Linked DNA regions of Homo sapiens: region 1 is linked to region 2. A link is an interaction called in ENCODE POLR2A ChIA-PET data of the cell type or tissue named here. Cell type or tissue: PC-9. All regions are shown on one strand. Each heading gives the region's core, and the rest is flanking DNA. Links, peaks and the distances in the headings are about the cores only.

The links. Peaks named below come from ENCODE experiments on the same cell type or tissue, not always from the same donor. Only the 100,000 strongest peaks of a DNase experiment are listed, where the experiment ranks them.
Region 1: POLR2A ChIA-PET joins it to region 2 with 16 read pairs; 5 of 35 experiments call an interaction of 5 or more read pairs at or near these places.

What each region holds. Positions count from the first base shown.
Region 1 is chr2:44,132,260-44,140,599 of GRCh38, reverse strand. No RefSeq gene overlaps it. Among named protein-coding and RNA genes, the nearest start is that of PPM1B-DT, 32 kb to the left of the region's middle. RefSeq lists an enhancer at 4,993-5,866. In PC-9, for the core only: no CTCF peak of the experiment used is centred there; a DNase peak (open chromatin) is centred at 4,189; H3K4me3 peaks cover 452 bases; H3K27ac peaks cover 1,984 bases.
Region 2 is chr2:44,181,934-44,190,273 of GRCh38, reverse strand. All of the region lies in intron 1 of PPM1B (protein phosphatase, Mg2+/Mn2+ dependent 1B), which reads right to left. Among named protein-coding and RNA genes, the nearest start is that of PPM1B, 17 kb to the right of the region's middle. RefSeq lists enhancers at 1,060-1,952, 5,872-5,971 and a silencer at 6,690-6,984. In PC-9, for the core only: no CTCF peak of the experiment used is centred there; no DNase peak of the experiment used is centred there.

The DNA of each region.
Region 1 (8,340 bases), core at 307-8,306, 50 kb after region 2:
TATTGTCCATCCTCATTTGGTGCCTCCCTCCCTTTCACTCTCTATGCTCCAGCCACACAGGCTTCTTACAGCCATTTTTTCTCTCTCCAAGTTCCCTCCTAAACAACAGTGTCTACACTAAGTCCTCTGCCAGGAATATTCTCCCCCTTTCATTTCACTAATTAACATATATATATCTTTTAGAAATCAGCTCAAGCATTGCTTCCTCAGAGAAGCTTCCATCCTTTCACTAAATAAAATCCAAAATTCTTACTATGTTTTATGAATTAATTGGGATGAATTAATCAGGACTTACTTTGCAGATAATTGAGGTGACTTTACTAGTAAATGGTAATACATGAAATGGAACATAATCTAAGGAATTAAGTGCTTGCAAAAATATTGGAAGGGATTGTATGCAGATTCTAGGCTGTGCCTCCAGGAAGGAGTCTGCTACAGTCTAAATGTTGGTGTCCCCTCAATATTCATATGTTGGAACCTAATACTCAATGTGATAGTAATAGGATATGGGGCTTTTGGGAAGTGATTAAGTCATGAGGGTTTCCCCTCATAAACTAGATTTAGTGCCCTTATAAAAGAGGCTTGAGAAAGCTTTCTTGCCCATTCCATCATATGAGGGCACAGTGTTCGTCTCTTCTGCCATGTGAGGACACCACAACAAAGTGCCATCTTTGAAGCACATAAAAAAAGGAAGTCACATGAGCAATGGTATAGATATTACAAATCTCTACCTTCACCACCTTCCTGGTACTTTCATCTCTACCTTCTGTAATCCCACTCTTTCCCTCTTCACAGTTCTCAGTGAGAAAAATACAAGGGTAAGATCAAGACTGGGAATTCACAAGGAGTGCCCCAAATAGGTCCAAGAGGGGAGAGTTGGGAAAACTGAGTTGAGGGCAAGGAAAAGTGAAGACCAGAAGTAGGTTGCAAAGTTATAGGGGTGAGCACTGATCCAAAGTCAGGCAAACAGCAGTTCCAGAAACAGAGCTAAAGGGCAGATAACACATTAATGATGTTCTATATAAAGAATCCTACAGGCCAGGCACCGTGGCTCACACCTGTAATCCCAACACTTTGGGAGGCGAAGGCGGGCGGATCACCTGAGGTCAGGATTTTGAGACCAGCCTGGCCAACATGGTGAAACCCCGTCTCTACTAAAAATACAAAAAAAAAAAAAAAAAAAAAAAATAGCCAGGCCTGGTAGCGGGCACCTGTAATCCCAGCTACTCAGGAGGCTGAGGCAGGAGAATCGCTTGAACCCAGGAGGTGGCGGTTGCAGTGAGCCGAGATAGAGACACTGCACTCTAGCCTGGGCGACAGAATGAGACTCTGTCTCCAAAAAAAAAAAAAAAAAAAAAAAGAGAATCCTACAAATCATTAAGAAATAGACAAATCATAAGCGAGAGAAAGCAAATGATACAAATAGGCATTTCACAGAATAAGAACAAGTGACCAAAAAATACAAAAAATTCTAAATCATGAATAATCAAAGAAATGAAAATTTAAAAAATTAGGAGATACTATTGGTTTTTCCAATTGGCAACAATGAAAATAAATAAGATCGAGCAATGGCGATAAGGGAAACTACTCTGTTCGTACACAATTTATGGGTGTGTAATTTGACAGATGGTTTCAAATGCTCGGCCTTGGAAACTAAAATAAGGAAATGCTCCTCCAAGGACATACAGTAGCATGGTTTAAAATAGCTGAAGATTGGAAATAACCTTAATATCTGTTAATATTGAATGGTTAAGTAAATCAAAGTACATTTGTCTTATTGGATACCACATAGCCATAAAGAATGAAATTTATCTATATTGAAGCTGTCCTCACAGGGTTAACAAGAATTCTGGACAGAAATATAGTTATAATTAAGCATTAATGAGGCTGCAAGTTGGCCCACATCCTTGTAAAATCATGTAGCACTAGATACTGATGATTTGGATCCCCATTGCTCCAATAGATAAGATGTCTGATGTTGGAATCATAAGGTTTTTGTTTGAAAACTGCTTAGGGCCGGGTACAGTGGCTCATGCCTGTAATCCTAGCACTTTGGGAGGCCAAGGCGGGTGGATCAGTTGAGACCAGGAGTTCAAGACCAGCCTGGGCAACATGGCAAAACCCCATCTCTACTAAAAATACACACAGTAGCCAGGCGTGGTGGCATATGCCTGTAGTCCCATCTACTCAGGAGGCTGAGGCATGAGAATCACTTGAACCTGCAAGACAGAGATTGCAGTGAGCTGAGATTGCATCACTGCACTCCAGCCTAAATGACAAAGACTCTCAAAAAAAAAAAAAAAAAAAAAGAGAGAAAGAAAGAAGGAAAAAAAAAACTACTTAGAATGTGTTTCAGATTCTGAAATCCACTGGAACAGCTGATACCAACCAGTTTGAAGACCCCCATAGAGATACTAAATCAGCATGAGAATACAGTTTCTTCATTTCCCTGTTCCATGACTTTACCCTGCATTCTTCAACCAATGAATGATCTCCACAGTTTGGCCAATTCCAAAACCCTTAAGATCCCTAGCTCCAAACTCCCTGGGGAGATGGATTTGAGGTTTCCTCCTATCTCCTTGTTTGGTGGCCCTGTGAGTAAACCATTTCCTCTGCTGCAACCTGGTGTCTCAGCGTATTGACTTGCCACGCATTGGGCAATGAACCTATTACAGTTACAATATCATCTCACATGGAACTATATCAATGATATATTGCTAGGTCTTTAAAGCAAATTGCTATGTGTAGTATGATCCAGGTGGAGTGGGGAACTGGACTTATATGTCTAGAAGGATGCACATCAAACTGTTAATAGTTACCCCTAGAACCTGGGGTTTAAAAAAGACCTGTTTTAAGAATAAAGTACAAAGGAAGGGGAAAAACTATAAAAACTTGTTTCTATTTTTAATTAGATCTCTGTGAGAGATTTGTTACTTAGATGAAACAATTACTCCTTTTTATAACACTAGCGCTCAGTGTTAAAAATTAAAATTTAAAAATAAAATGAATTGTAAACACTTTCTTAAGAATAAAAATGTCATTTTGAGAATAATCTAGTTATACAGCAATAATTAATATGAATTCCTTTGTCAGAATTTAAATAACAGCTAACATGTTTTTGAGTGCTTACTGTATGCCAGGCACTGTACCAAGCATATGCTGTTTCACCCAATTTTTACAACCCTACAGAGTGAGCACTATTCATAATTCAGCATTTTAGAGATGAGAAAACTGCGGCTAAGAAGAGCTGATGAGAAAATTTAGACTGGGGACAGTTCAGCGTAACATCTAATTGATTGGCACACAGTTACATTGTTGGTGAATCACAGCGAGAATTTGAAGGCAAGGGTTTTCATTCCAGAGTCCACATTCTTGACCACCATGCTGCAATTATTCTCTATTACTTAGAGAAAACAGAGAGGATTAATGTCATGATTGAAACTACCTGGCATCAATATCACAGCTGCCAGAAAAGCTCAGCTCATCCTGTGTTGAGAGAAATATAATTAAAAACAAAGTCTTCTCCCAACCCAGAAAACCTCTCCGTAAAGGTAGAAGAGAAAGACAATGATTTTATTATCGAAAAAGCATTAAACCAGAATGTGATGCACAATACAGGAAACCTGCTAAAGGGTTTGCAAAGTTAGAAAGGAATTTGACTCTTTTTATAGCTAAGTGGATACAAACTCTCTTAGTCTGTTCTCTGCTGCAGTAATAGAATATCAGAGACTGGATAATTGGAAAGTAAAGACATTTCTTTCTCACAGTTCTGGAGGCCAGAAAACCCAAGAACATGGTACTGGGATCTGGCAAGGGCCTTTGTGCTGCGTTATCTCACCAGGGAAGGTAGAAGGGCAAGCAAGCACGAGAGACAGAGAGGGAATGGGAGCCAAACTTTATCCTTTCATTAGGAACACACTCCTGCAATAACGCATCGATCCACTAACGAAGGAAGGCAGAGCCCACATGATCCAACCACCTCTTAAAGGTCTCTCATCTTAATACTGTCACAATGGCTATTAAGTTTCAACATGAGTTTTGGAGGAAACATTCGAACCATAGCCCAATCCATGCAAACTGTTAGATAGGTTTTGCAATTTGGAATCAGGTGACAATGTAGGCAGGTCCATCATTTCCCACAAAACTAAAAGATGGGAGTGGCATCAGGTGGTGCGTTATCTTCTTAAATGATAACATTTCAAAGCGATGACTCCCAACTCCTTGAGGAAACATTCCTGAGTTGTGAGACTGGCCAGTGGCTTATTTAGCCATTAAAATAATTTACATACTTTTGACAAGGACAGAGAAATAAACTCCAAAAGAAAAGGAAGAAGTGAGAGAAAATACTCTTCCCTTATTTTTCTACCGAAGGAAATTTTGCATTTGCCCTTACATTTCATCTAGCATGAAAGATCAGTCAATATTCTCAGACTTGCATCATACACTATTTTTTCCCTGTATTTATTTATGTCTAATTTTATGTTGCTTTGTAAATTTTTGCAAGTCATTTTCTTGGACTGATATAAACTCTATTTATATAAACTTGTAATTCCTTTGCCAAGAAGAAGGACGTAGAAAATCTTATGAAATGATTACAGCTTTCAGCTCCAAGAACGTAGGAGCAAAATGTGAAGTTGTTGGAGTTCAATCCATTGACAACCAGAGCAGAGTCAGGCAAGAGAAATGGTCTGGGGCCCAAAGACAACACATGAGTCTGCCTTTTGGAAGTTATGAGCAATTCTGTCCCAAAGAATTTGTGAGCAGAGAATATATTTAAGTCTACCTTAGCAGTAGTTCCCAGGCAAGTTAGATAGATAAACCTTTAAATACAGTTTAGAAAATTACCTACTCAACTATTTTTTTTTATACTCAACTCATGTGGCTCAGGACACTACAGCCCAACAAATGTAGAAGACCAGAATATGCCACCCCAAAATATGTCTCTTTAGCATATTGATTATTTTGAGAAACTATAGACATAGTTATCCTTTTGTAAGAGAAATTTACATTTGTAAAGGAAATCTCCATTTGTAAGACTGTCTCCTCTGCACCAGGAAGAAAAGGGTGACTAAATCATGAGAGACTCTTGAACAATGGAGAAGGCATGGATTTAAATCTGCATAATAAATACTACCTTTGTTTAATGTACTTTTCCTGGCCATCTCATTTTTCCCTTCTTTCTTTGTTTCAGAAAAAGGTAATATTTAAGCCTGAAGTTTAAACTTTCTTTGAGATCCACTCTGAAGATTTATTAATTTCTTGGGGTTTGTGCTGCATTCTGCCCCTGGCTCCCACCATGTATCCATGAGGCATGCATGTTAATAAACTTCTGTTTGATTTTCTCTTGGTAATCTGTCTTTTGTTATAGGGACTCCCTGTTAATAATTATGAAAGGTAGAAAGAAAATTATTTTTTCTCCCCTACACAGCTGTAGCTCACACCTGTAATCCCAGCACTTTGGGAGGCTGAGGCAGGAGGATTGCTTGAGGCCAGAAGTTCAAGACTAGCCTGGAACAGAGGGAGATACCACCTCTACAAACAATAAAAACAAAAAAAATTAGCCAAGCATGGTGGTGCTTGCCTGTATTTGCAGGGCTGAGAGAGGAGGATCATTTGAGTTCAGGAGTTCGAGGCTGCAGTGAGGTATGATCACACCACTGCACTCCAGCCTGGGTGACAGAGCAAGGTCCTGTCTGTTTGTTTTGTTTTGTTTGTTAGTTTAAGTCATTTACAAAGCTAACTGATATATAATGAAAGAAGTAAAATTAGGAGGCTGAAGGAAATAAAAATATTTTCCCCCCAAATATATTTTGAAATGGCTGCTGCCAAGCCATCCAACTAAGGTAGCCCTCTGAAACTATTTTTCACTGGGAAAATTTGCATCTCTAGAAAGTCTCCATTATTCATCCAGGCCCTCCTTTCTAGGCCTTTCCCAGATCTAGGAGAGATTAACTGAGAATCTGACACCTTTCAAAATCTGAAAAAAAAAAAAAAAAAAAAAAAAAAAAAAAAAGATTTACCATCTATTGTCTCTGAGGGCTGCTACCTAGGAGCCTTCATCTTTATAACAAGACCAACTTGCTGGGCATGGTGGCTCACGCCTGTAATCCCAGCACTTTGGGAGGCTGAGGCGGGCAGATCACGAGGTCAGGAGATCGAGACCATCCTGGCTAACACGGTGAAACCCCGTCTCTACTGAAAACACAAAAAAATTAGCCAGGTGTGGTCGCAGGCACCCATAGTCCCAGCCACTCAGGAGGCTGAGGCGGGAGAATGGTGTGAGCCCGGGAGGCGGACCTTGCAGTGAGCCAAGATTGTGCCACTGCACTCCAGCCTGGGTGACAGAGCGAAACTCTGTCTCAAAAAAAAAAAAAAAAAAAAAAACAACAAAAAAAAACAAGACCAACTTTACTAGCCAAGCCTCTTCCTTTCACCCTCCCATTACCTATCTTGCCACTAAAATCTGTTTTTGGCCACACTCTGAGTCCACATTCTTTCTGTAACTTGAAGATGGTATATGAGCTTCTGTACCTCATTAGCAGGTTGGGTCTTCACTGGGAAGGTTTCTATGTATGTATATACATGTTAAATAAATTTGTGTGCTTTTTCTCCTGTTAATCAGTCTGCCTCATGTTGTTGGCAGTGGCAAATCCATACAGGTCTGCAGCAACCTCAATTCTTGCCTCCTCAGAAGAAATAATTCGTCCAAGGGGCATAACGCAAAGTGAGAGACTGAGGCAAGTTTTAGAGCAGGAGTGAAAGTTTATTAAAAAGTTTTAGAGCAGGAACAAAAGGAGTTAAGCACACTTGGAAGAGGGCCAAGCAGGTGACTTGAGAGATTCAGCTGAGCTGTTTGATTTTTTTTTTTTTTTTTTGAGATGGAGTCTTGCTCTGTTGCCCAGGCTGGACTGCAGTGGCACCATCTCGGCTCACTGCAACCTTTAGCTCCTGGGTTCAAGTGATTCTCCTGCCTTAGCTTCCTGAGCAGCTGGGATTACAGGTGCCTGCCACCACGTGTGGTTAATTTTTGTATTTTTGGTAGAGATAGGGTTTCACCATGTTGGCCAGGCTGGTCTCAAACTCCTGACCTCAAGTGATTCACTTGCCTTGGCCTCCCAAAGTGCTGGGATTACAGGCATGAACCACTGCACCTGGCCACTTTTTGACCTCTGACTTGGGTTTTATACATTGGCATGCTTCCGCGGTCTTACATCTCTTTGTCCCTTATTCTTCCCTTGGGGTGGGCTGTCTGCATGTGCAGTGTGTTTACTGAAATTGCGTGCATGCTCATTTGAGGCATTTTTTCCTTACCGGTCAAGTGTTCCTAGAGGAATGTCATACAGTAGTTAAACTCCACCATTTTGCCTCAGTGCGCATGCTTGAGCCCATTTGCCCAGCTCCTGAGATCTTATCGGGAAGTTGCTGATCACCAGTGTCAGGTATTTTCTATCTATTGGGAGACTGCCTTTCCCTGGGACTGGCTGCAACCAATTATTATTTCAGAGAGACAGCTTAACAACCACCTGACCATCACCTGATGGTCACCTGACATTCCTGGGTAGGGGGTCAGGGAGGCTCTCTACTGCCCTACTCCTCTCTGCCTAACTACCTACTTAATATGTCTGTTATTTTTCAATGAAACTTTAGGGGGCTATGACCTAGGACAGAGACTTGAGATAGTGAATAAGAATAACCTTATAAGTTAACCTTATAGTCTGATTTTAGATTGCAGTTTTAGGGGTCTCCTTTGAAGAGTTAAAATGCAAATATTACTAGCAAGGAACTCACTTTAAGTCCTTATCAATTAAGTGTTCCATAACTTCTTGCTATCAATTAATAATATTAGCAGAGAAGAAAGGTCTCCACGCCACAGGGAGTGGGAGGAAATTACAGTAAATTCAATTCTGGAGGAAAAATAGCCATATTAAAGGAATATAGACTGCCTGCCAAAGATAGGTTTAGTTACCTCTGTTTTGTTGAAGGCCTAACCTAAGAGAGGATGGACTAAACCAGATGATATTTCCAAAGTTAGCTCAAGGCCAAATTTTGTGAGAATGAAGCTCATTTTCTGCCCCTCTCAGAACCCCATGTTGATTTTATGCCTCTCTTCAAAGCCTCTAGAGCCCTCAAACTGCTCCTTCTAGGCCTGCTATCCTGGCTGACTCAAGGTGATGCTCCACTTTAGGGCTATGCAAGACCTGCATTCTCCTACTTCTCATATTCATACTTTTTTTCCCCCTCACATCACAACTTACCTGTCTATTTACTCAGGGATCTGATAAATCAGGAGCTCAAGGAAGCGTCATTTTTTTATCTTTGGCATGTAACATAGGATGGCTG
Region 2 (8,340 bases), core at 235-8,234:
CTGAGGCAGGAGACTTGCTTGAACCTGGGGGCAGAGGTTGCAGTGAGCTGAGATTGGGCCATTGCACTCCAGCCTGGGCAACAGGGCAAGACGGTCTCAAAAAAAAAAAAAAAAAAAATCAAATAAACTCAAATTTCTCTACTAGTATCAAATAATGATCTGTCCACTCTACTAGTATCAAATAATGATCTGTCCACAATGCCCAATGGTAGCTTAATCTTTTGTGAAATATTTTTGTAATGAAAACATTCACATTCACACGATATAATCCACATGATAAAAGTGTTTCTAGTTCAAGACAGGTGGAACAAAGCCATTTATCTCTAATCCCTCCCAACATGCCATCAAAATGTTAGTAAAGGAAAAATTTTAAAAAGGTGTAAAACACGAAGCAATGAAAAATTAAGAGCAGGAAATGGGGGCAAGAGGTATGCCATCAATGGGTAGAGATATCAAAAGCCTTTGGAAGCCATAAAGCAGATAGAAGCAGTGATTAATAAAAAACAATGGGCAGGCTACAGTGGCTCATGCCTGTAATCCCAGCACTTTGGGAGGCCAAGGCAGGTGGATAAACTGAGGTCAGGAGTTCGAGACCAGCCTGGCCAACATGGCGAAACCCCATCTCTACTAAAAATACAAAAAATTAGCCAGGCGTGGTGGCAGGCACCTGTAATCCCAGCTACTTGGGAGGCTGAGGCAGGAGAATTGCTTGAACCTGGCAGGCAGAGGTTGCAGTGAGCTGAGATCGCGCCATTGCACTCCAGCCTGGCAACAGAGGCTCTCGAAAATCAATAAATAAATAAAAATAAAAAAGAATGGAAGGACCAGCAGCTTAGCAAGTTAGAACTGCGGAGGGAATCCTAGACAGTTTGAGAACTCATAGTACGTTCACAGATGTAGTAAAATAGGATCATGCCTGCAAGTAAGAATGAGGGTGAAACTAAGTTATAGAGAACCATCGACCCCAGTCTCCTCTCATACAGACAAAAAGCAGAAGTGTTCTGTCTTTTCTCAAGAAACTTAAGATGAATTCTCTATTCATATTTAAGGATAAGTATAAACAGCTAAGGATAATGAGGCATGTGAAGAAACAAAGGCAGCTGGCTGGGCATGGTGGCTCACACCTGTAATCCCACCACTTTGGGAGGCTGAAGTAGGTGGACTACTTGAGCCCAGGAGTTCAAGACCAGCCTGGGCAATATGGTGAAACCTCATCTCCATAAAAAATACAAAAAGATTAGCCAGGTGTGGTGGCGGCATGCCTGTAGTCCCAGCTACCCGGGAGACTGAAGTGGGAAGATTACCTTAGCCCAGAAGATCAAGGCTGAAGTGCTTGGGGGAAAAACAACAACAACAAAAAACCCAAATTGGCACCTCCCCTCTCTATCTTGCTTCCTCTGTTGCTATGTGATCCCAGTAAAAGAAAGAAAAGAGCGGGAGGGGGAGGAGGTAGGGGGAGGGGGAGGGGAGTGGGAAGGGGAGGGAAGGAGGGAAGGAAGGAAGGAAGGAAAGAAGGAAGGAAGGAAGGAAGGAAAGAAGGAAGGAAGGAAGGAAGGAAAGCAGGCAGGCAGGCAGGCAAACTGGGCATAGTGGCTCATGCCTGTAATCCTAGCACTTTGGAAGGCTGAGGCAGGAGGATCACTTGAGGCCAGGAGTTGAAGACCAGCCCAGGGAACACAGCAAGTCCCAACTCTACGAAAGATTAAAAAATTAACCAGTCATGCTGGCGCGTGCCTGTGATCCCAGCCAATTCAGGAGGCTGAGATGGGTGGACTGCTTAAGCCTGGGAGGTTGAGGCTGCAGTGAGCCATGATCGTACTGTTGTATTCCAGCCTGAGCAACAAAGCAAGACCCTGTCTCAAAAAAAAAAAAAAAAAAAAGAAAGAAAGAAAGAAACTCAGCAGCACTAAAGCCATGATAAACACTGGGAGAAGAGAAGGAAAAAACTAAATCAAAGAAGACTTCTTCTTTTAAATCAGAAATCAGAATCCTCAGATTCAAAAAGATACTTCATCTGGCTTCCATAGAATAACAGGATGTTAACAAATGGAACATAGTACAAAAAAACTGCTTTTCAGATTTAAACATGACTGCCTCAATCCATCCCCCTTCTTAAAAACAAACAAACAAACAAAACCCAAAAATTCTTGATGGTTTTTGAAAGTTAAAGTAAGCCAAAGCAATCTCCTGGACTGTGTATCAAATTAAAAAATTTAAAGGTGAAGGCTGGGTGCGGTGTCTCACGCCTGTAATCCTAGCACCTTGGGAGGCCGAGGTGGGCAGATGGCGAGGTCAGGAGATTGAGACCATCCTGGCTAACATGGTGAAACCCCGTCTCTAATAAAAATACAAAAAGTTAGCCGGGCATGGTGGCGGGCACCTGTAAGTCCCAGCTACTAGGGAGGATGAGGCAGGAGAATGGCGTGAACCCGGGAGGCGGAGCTTGCAGTCAGCCAAGATCGCACCACTGCACTCCAGCCTGGGCGACAGAGCAAGACTCCATTTCAAAAAAAAAGTAAAGGTGAACATCACAGAGGTTCAATCCAGGAAATGCAATGCTGGACCAAATATTCCAGAAATTGAGAAGAAATGAAATTATCAAAGAAACAATAAAACAAAAATAATTTTTCAGAGCTGAGGGAAGATACAAATACTCAGACTCAAAGCCTACTGCTTGGCGGAGAGGCAGAGTAGGGGAGAGATCCCATGTTTAGACAGATCATTATGGACTTTCAGATGGCCAAGAATTAAAAGAAACTTAAAAGCTTTTGGAAGCAGTATGGCGCTTCTTCAAAAAATTATAAATAAAACAACCATATGATCCAGCAATGCCACTTCTGTGTATGTATCCAAAAAAATGACAGTGGGATCTCAAAGAGACATTTCTATTTGTACACCCATGATCGTAGTACCCATATTATGCATAACAGCCAAGAGGTAGAAGCAACCCAAATGTCCAATGACAAACGAATGGATAAACAAAATGTAGTATATACACAGAATGAATTATTCTTCAGCCTTAAAAAAAGTGAAGCAAATACCGTCACATGCTACAACATGGACAACATGTCAGTCACAAAAAGACAAATACTACATGATTCCACTTACATGGGGTATCTAAAACAGTCAAATTCATAGAAAAAGAAAGCAGAGTGATAGTTACCATGGACTGGAGGTAGAAGGGGAAAGGGGAAGCTGTTGTTTAATGGGCATAGAGTTTCAGTTTTGCAAGATGAAAAAGTTCTGGAGATTTGTTGCACAATAATGTGAATATACTTAACACTACTGCAGTGTATGCTTATTTTTCTTTTTTGCAGCAACCATGGCCTGATAGGAACTGTACACTTAAAAATGGTTAAGATGGTTATGTTGTATTATGTGCTTTTTGTACTACAATTAAATTTTATTTAAGCTTTTGGGGGTAAGAGTAGAGCTAGAAAGTCATCTACACAAAAAGAAGAATCCAAATAGCACGAGACTTCTCATCAACAAAACTAGACCACAGAAAATTCCTTTGACATTCCATAGCAGAAAATCAAATGATAATGTCTAAATGAAAAATCATTAAATAGTTGTATAAACCTTTTAGTTAAAAATCAGGCCAGGCACAATGGCTCACGCCAATAATCCCAGCAGTTTGGGAGGCTCAGGCGGGTGGATTGCCTGAGTCCAGCAGTTTGAGACCAGCCTGGGCAACATAGTGAGACCCTGTCTCTATAAAAAAAAAAACTTCAAAAATTAACTGGGCACGGTGGTGTGCGCCTGTAGCCCCAGCTACCTGGGAGGCTGAGGCGGGAGGATTGCTTGAGCCCAGGAGGTGGAGGGTGCAGTGAGCTGAGATGATATGACTGCGTTCCAGCCTCGATGACAGAGCAAGACCCTGTCTCAAAAGAAAAAAAGCTTGTACACATGAAATATTTAAAATAATGTGCTTCTATCTTCAAAATTTAACTGATGCCACATATACTCCAAAGTGTTACCAAGAAATATTTCTATGATATAGCCAAGTACTCTTCACTTCCAGCCTGTTCCTAGACAATGTGTAGATTAATGGCTTTCATTATTATAAAACATTGCTAAAATAAATGATAGTAGTAATAAAATCTAATAACCAGCTTAAGTTCAAAGAGATGCTTGAAAAGTCACATACTAATAACACCATTCCAGGACCTTACAGAACATACTCATTCACAAACACCTGCATCAAATCCTATACTGCTTGAATGAGAAGCAAAAGAAAAACAACTCCACCCATCAGTAAACTCACAGAAACAGAACATGTAGCTCACATCCTTTCTTCCAATTCTTAGTATCATCAGAATTAAATTATTTAAGTCCTCCCCTCTTCCAAATCAATTCTGATGAACTGTAGTATCAGTGGCATTCACTTCAGATTTTCAAAATCATAACTGACATTCAAAAGGGCTTGAATAATTGTTTAAGAGATATTTTACAGTTTTCATTATAATTGCTGAATAACATTGGCATTGACCACACCCAGGTCCAATGGCAAGGAGATGTTACTGATAAAAATAGGCTAGTCACTTTCAATAATTCTCCAAAAGCTGGAAACTATAGCTCTACATTAGAGCAAGATTATGAAAACAAATTTATTCAGTAAATCAGATTCTCTGAAATCATAAGTGAGAGACCCCAGATACAAGAATAATTTAGATTTTCTTGTCCTAAATCAAAAGCTCAGCTAGAAATTTCAAACTCAGGACAACAGTGTAACTTACCCCTCTCCAAGCCTTTCAACAAGAAAAATATAGTTCATAAAATGGAAATAGCTTTGTTGACAGTGGTATTTTGCTTTAGTCGCAAATTTAATCTGAGAAAAAAAATCTATCACACTGAATACATACAGTGTGCTCTAAAAACCAAACTACATGCAGACCTATGAAAAGTATTTATTCAGGCTATATCAAAAACAGAAAATTACCACTTAATCAACTTTAAAGTAGCAGTTCTCAACATAGGGCAAGGTATCATACAAGAGGAATTAATTTAACGTCACTTGTCATGCTTTTCCAAATTCTACAAGACACAACTATAGGCAGGAACTTAGATGAATCTCATTAACAATGCTGAAAGAAACTAGAAATCAAAGAGTATACAATGTATGATTCCATTTAAATGAAATGTAAAAACAGGCAAAACAGTTTAGAAGCCAGGTAAGCATAAAATGTATACAATAATTAGGATTACTATAAAACCCAATAATATTAAAGTCATTATCAAAATATTTTTTAAAACTTGGCATAGTAATACATGTCTTCTTCACTAACACAACAGTATCTAGTGGCCGGTCTAATAAGTGTCATAATTCTGAAGTAGTGGTGAGTTTAATAATATTTTAAGATACCTGCAACAACTATAAAGTGATATAGAAATATCTGACTTCTAAAGAAGACAAGTAAAAAAGTATTGCTATACTACATTGATAATTGAAGAAAATGTTAAAATTCAGTTAGAGATTAGTGAAAATAAAAACATGATTCTCCTGAATTTTACTGATAGATCCCTATGTGGGTCTGTGGGCTCCAGCTTAAGAATCCCTGATTTAGTCTGTGCCAACAGCAACTTAGGGGAGAAGAAGGGAGGCATAATCTATCAAGTAGTCAGTTTTGAACATGTTCAGTTAGAGATGTCTATTATATGTCCAGTGGAGATACTGCAGGAAGGTGGATCTAGAAATAAAGCATTCAGGAGTGGGATCAAGAATGAAGACATAAATTCGGGGGCATTTATATGATAATTAAATCTCCACTTAAACCCCTTGAGAACAGAGTAAATATAATTTAAAAAGAGAAGACACTAAAGAACTAAGTTCTTGAGCACTCCAACATTTAAAGGTCAAGAGACGAAAAAAAATGCAGTAAAAATTACTGAGAATCAGCAACCAGAGTTGTGGGAGGAAAACCAACAGTGTGGTACCCCTGACAACAAAGAAAAATGTGCTTACAGAGGAGGAAGTGATAAACTGCGTCAAATGCTGCTAACAGGTCAATGTCCTATCAAAAAGAACAACCACTGGATACCTATTAGAGCAGCAGACATTTTCTGTGTGCTAAGAATTGTTTCAACGTATTTACAGGCATGAACTCATTTAATCCTCACAATAATCCTATGAGGAAGGTACTATTATAATCACTACATTACAAATAAGGAAACATACAATGAGGTTAAGAACTTGCCAAAGACACACAACTATCAAGTGGTAAAACTAAGAACTAGGCCAGGCACAGTGGCTCACGCCTGTAATCCCAGCACTTTGGGAGGCCGAGGCGGGCGGATCACGAGGTCAGGAGATCGAGACCATACTGGCTAACACGGTGAAACCCCATCTCTAATAAAGACACAAAAAATTAGCCAGGGACGGTGGCGGATGCCTGTAGTCCCAGCTACTCTGGAGGCTGAGGCAGGAGAATGGTGTGAACCCGGAAGGCGGAGCTTGCAGTGAGCCGAGATCGCGCCACTGCACTCCAGCCTGGGCGACTGAGCGAGACTCTGTCTTGAAAAAAAGAAGAAAAAAAAACTAAGATACCAAATCATGCAGTCCAATTCCAAAGCCAAATCTCATCCTCAGGCTCAAAGTTGGGTCAAAAAGCTCTCTGGCTAATTCTCTCCCTTCCTCCTGGGGCTCACTGGTATGCCCTTCAATGTACTTATGTAATAAAGAAGCTGAAGCTTTAGGCTTTACTGGGTGGTGATGAGGAGGCAGGCCTTTTGGCTTCCTCTGGTTTTAGGTCATTCAGGCCTACCTAACAACTTATGTAAACCTTATCCCAGTATCCAGCTGTACTTGATTCTGGAGACTGACTCTCCATCCAGTTAAATGCCTATTATTCTGTCTTACTTATCCTACTCTGTGCAGATATTTGTTTCCAAAACCACACGGGAAGAATGTTCAAGGCAAAATGTGGATATTCCTCATCTAAATGGTCTGATTTCATCGAATGTCACTTGGCAAGTAATACAACACAGTAGTTAAGAACATGCACATGGGACAGTCTAAGATGGTAGTGGTGGTCACAGCAGAGGTTTTTAATATCCTCCCCCAGACAAAGCAATCCAACAACAAAGGTATTATTCCCCCATAAACTACAAACTGTTATAAGACCCAAGTGGTATTAGCATTTGTGCAAAAGGAAGCAAAAGGAAAACAGGCTTCTGAAGATCCTGAGATGAGAGAAACTCCAACATCACCAATAGCTACTCACTGAAAAGTGTGACAGGATAATCTAGTAACAGCTAAAACTGAAAGGGAATTCTGCAAGACCCAACTGCTGGGGTCATGCAAAGGGACCAATATACAACAAGATCTGATAGTGCTGGAGCAATCTAGATCCCATAAACTCTGAAATAAATGCTCCCTTGTTAGACGAAGCTCTACACTAAAGAAAAACTGCTAAGAAGAAAATCTAAATTACAAAAAAATCCACACATACCCTACCTTCCTAAAAGTTCAGGAAAACATCACGGTCCAATTCTACACAAAGTAATTATAAGAAAGAAAAAAAGTATGAAAAATAAAGCCCCTAGAGTCAAAGAAAGCATAACTAGGAAAAAGTGCCTACTAAACAGAGGAAACCTGTAACCTATTATTTCAAAACAAACTAAAGAGAAAAGTAAAAAAAGAAAAGCAAATCACAATTAGAAAACTTAAATATTAGGTAATCAAGAACAAAGTAATTATAAATTACTAGTATTGGCCAGGCACTGTGGTTCACTCCTGTAATCCCAGTACTTTGGGAGGCCGAGGCAGGTGGATCACCTGAGGTGGGGAGTTTGAGACCAGCCTGACCAACATGGAGAAACCCCATCTCTACTAAAAATACAAAAAATTAGCCAGGCATGGTGGTGCATGCCTGTAATCCCAGCTACTCAGGAGGCTGAGGCAGGAGAATCACTTGAACCCAGGAGGCGGAGGTGGCGATGAGCCAAGATCATGTCATTGCACTCCAGCCTGGGCAACAAGAGCAAAACTCTGTGTCAAAAAAATAAATAAATAAAAATTAAGAAAAAAAAGAAATTACTAGTATTTCCCATATGTCTGGAGTATCGTCCATAGAGAATGTTTCTCACGATATAACATACAGCCATTTCAGAACCCAAAACACCAATATTCCTGACCAAACAGCTCAAACACTGATGTCCTGTGTGGTAGAATTAGCCAACTATCAGTCGTAAGAAGAAGCTTCTCAAAATAAGGTACTTTGTGGCATTTCAAACTATTGGTAACGCCTCGATTCTGGAAACTCTTAACAGTTGTGTTGACTTTCAAAACACTCTCAAATCAAAAAAACTTTATTCTTTTTTCTTTATTCTTTATTCTTT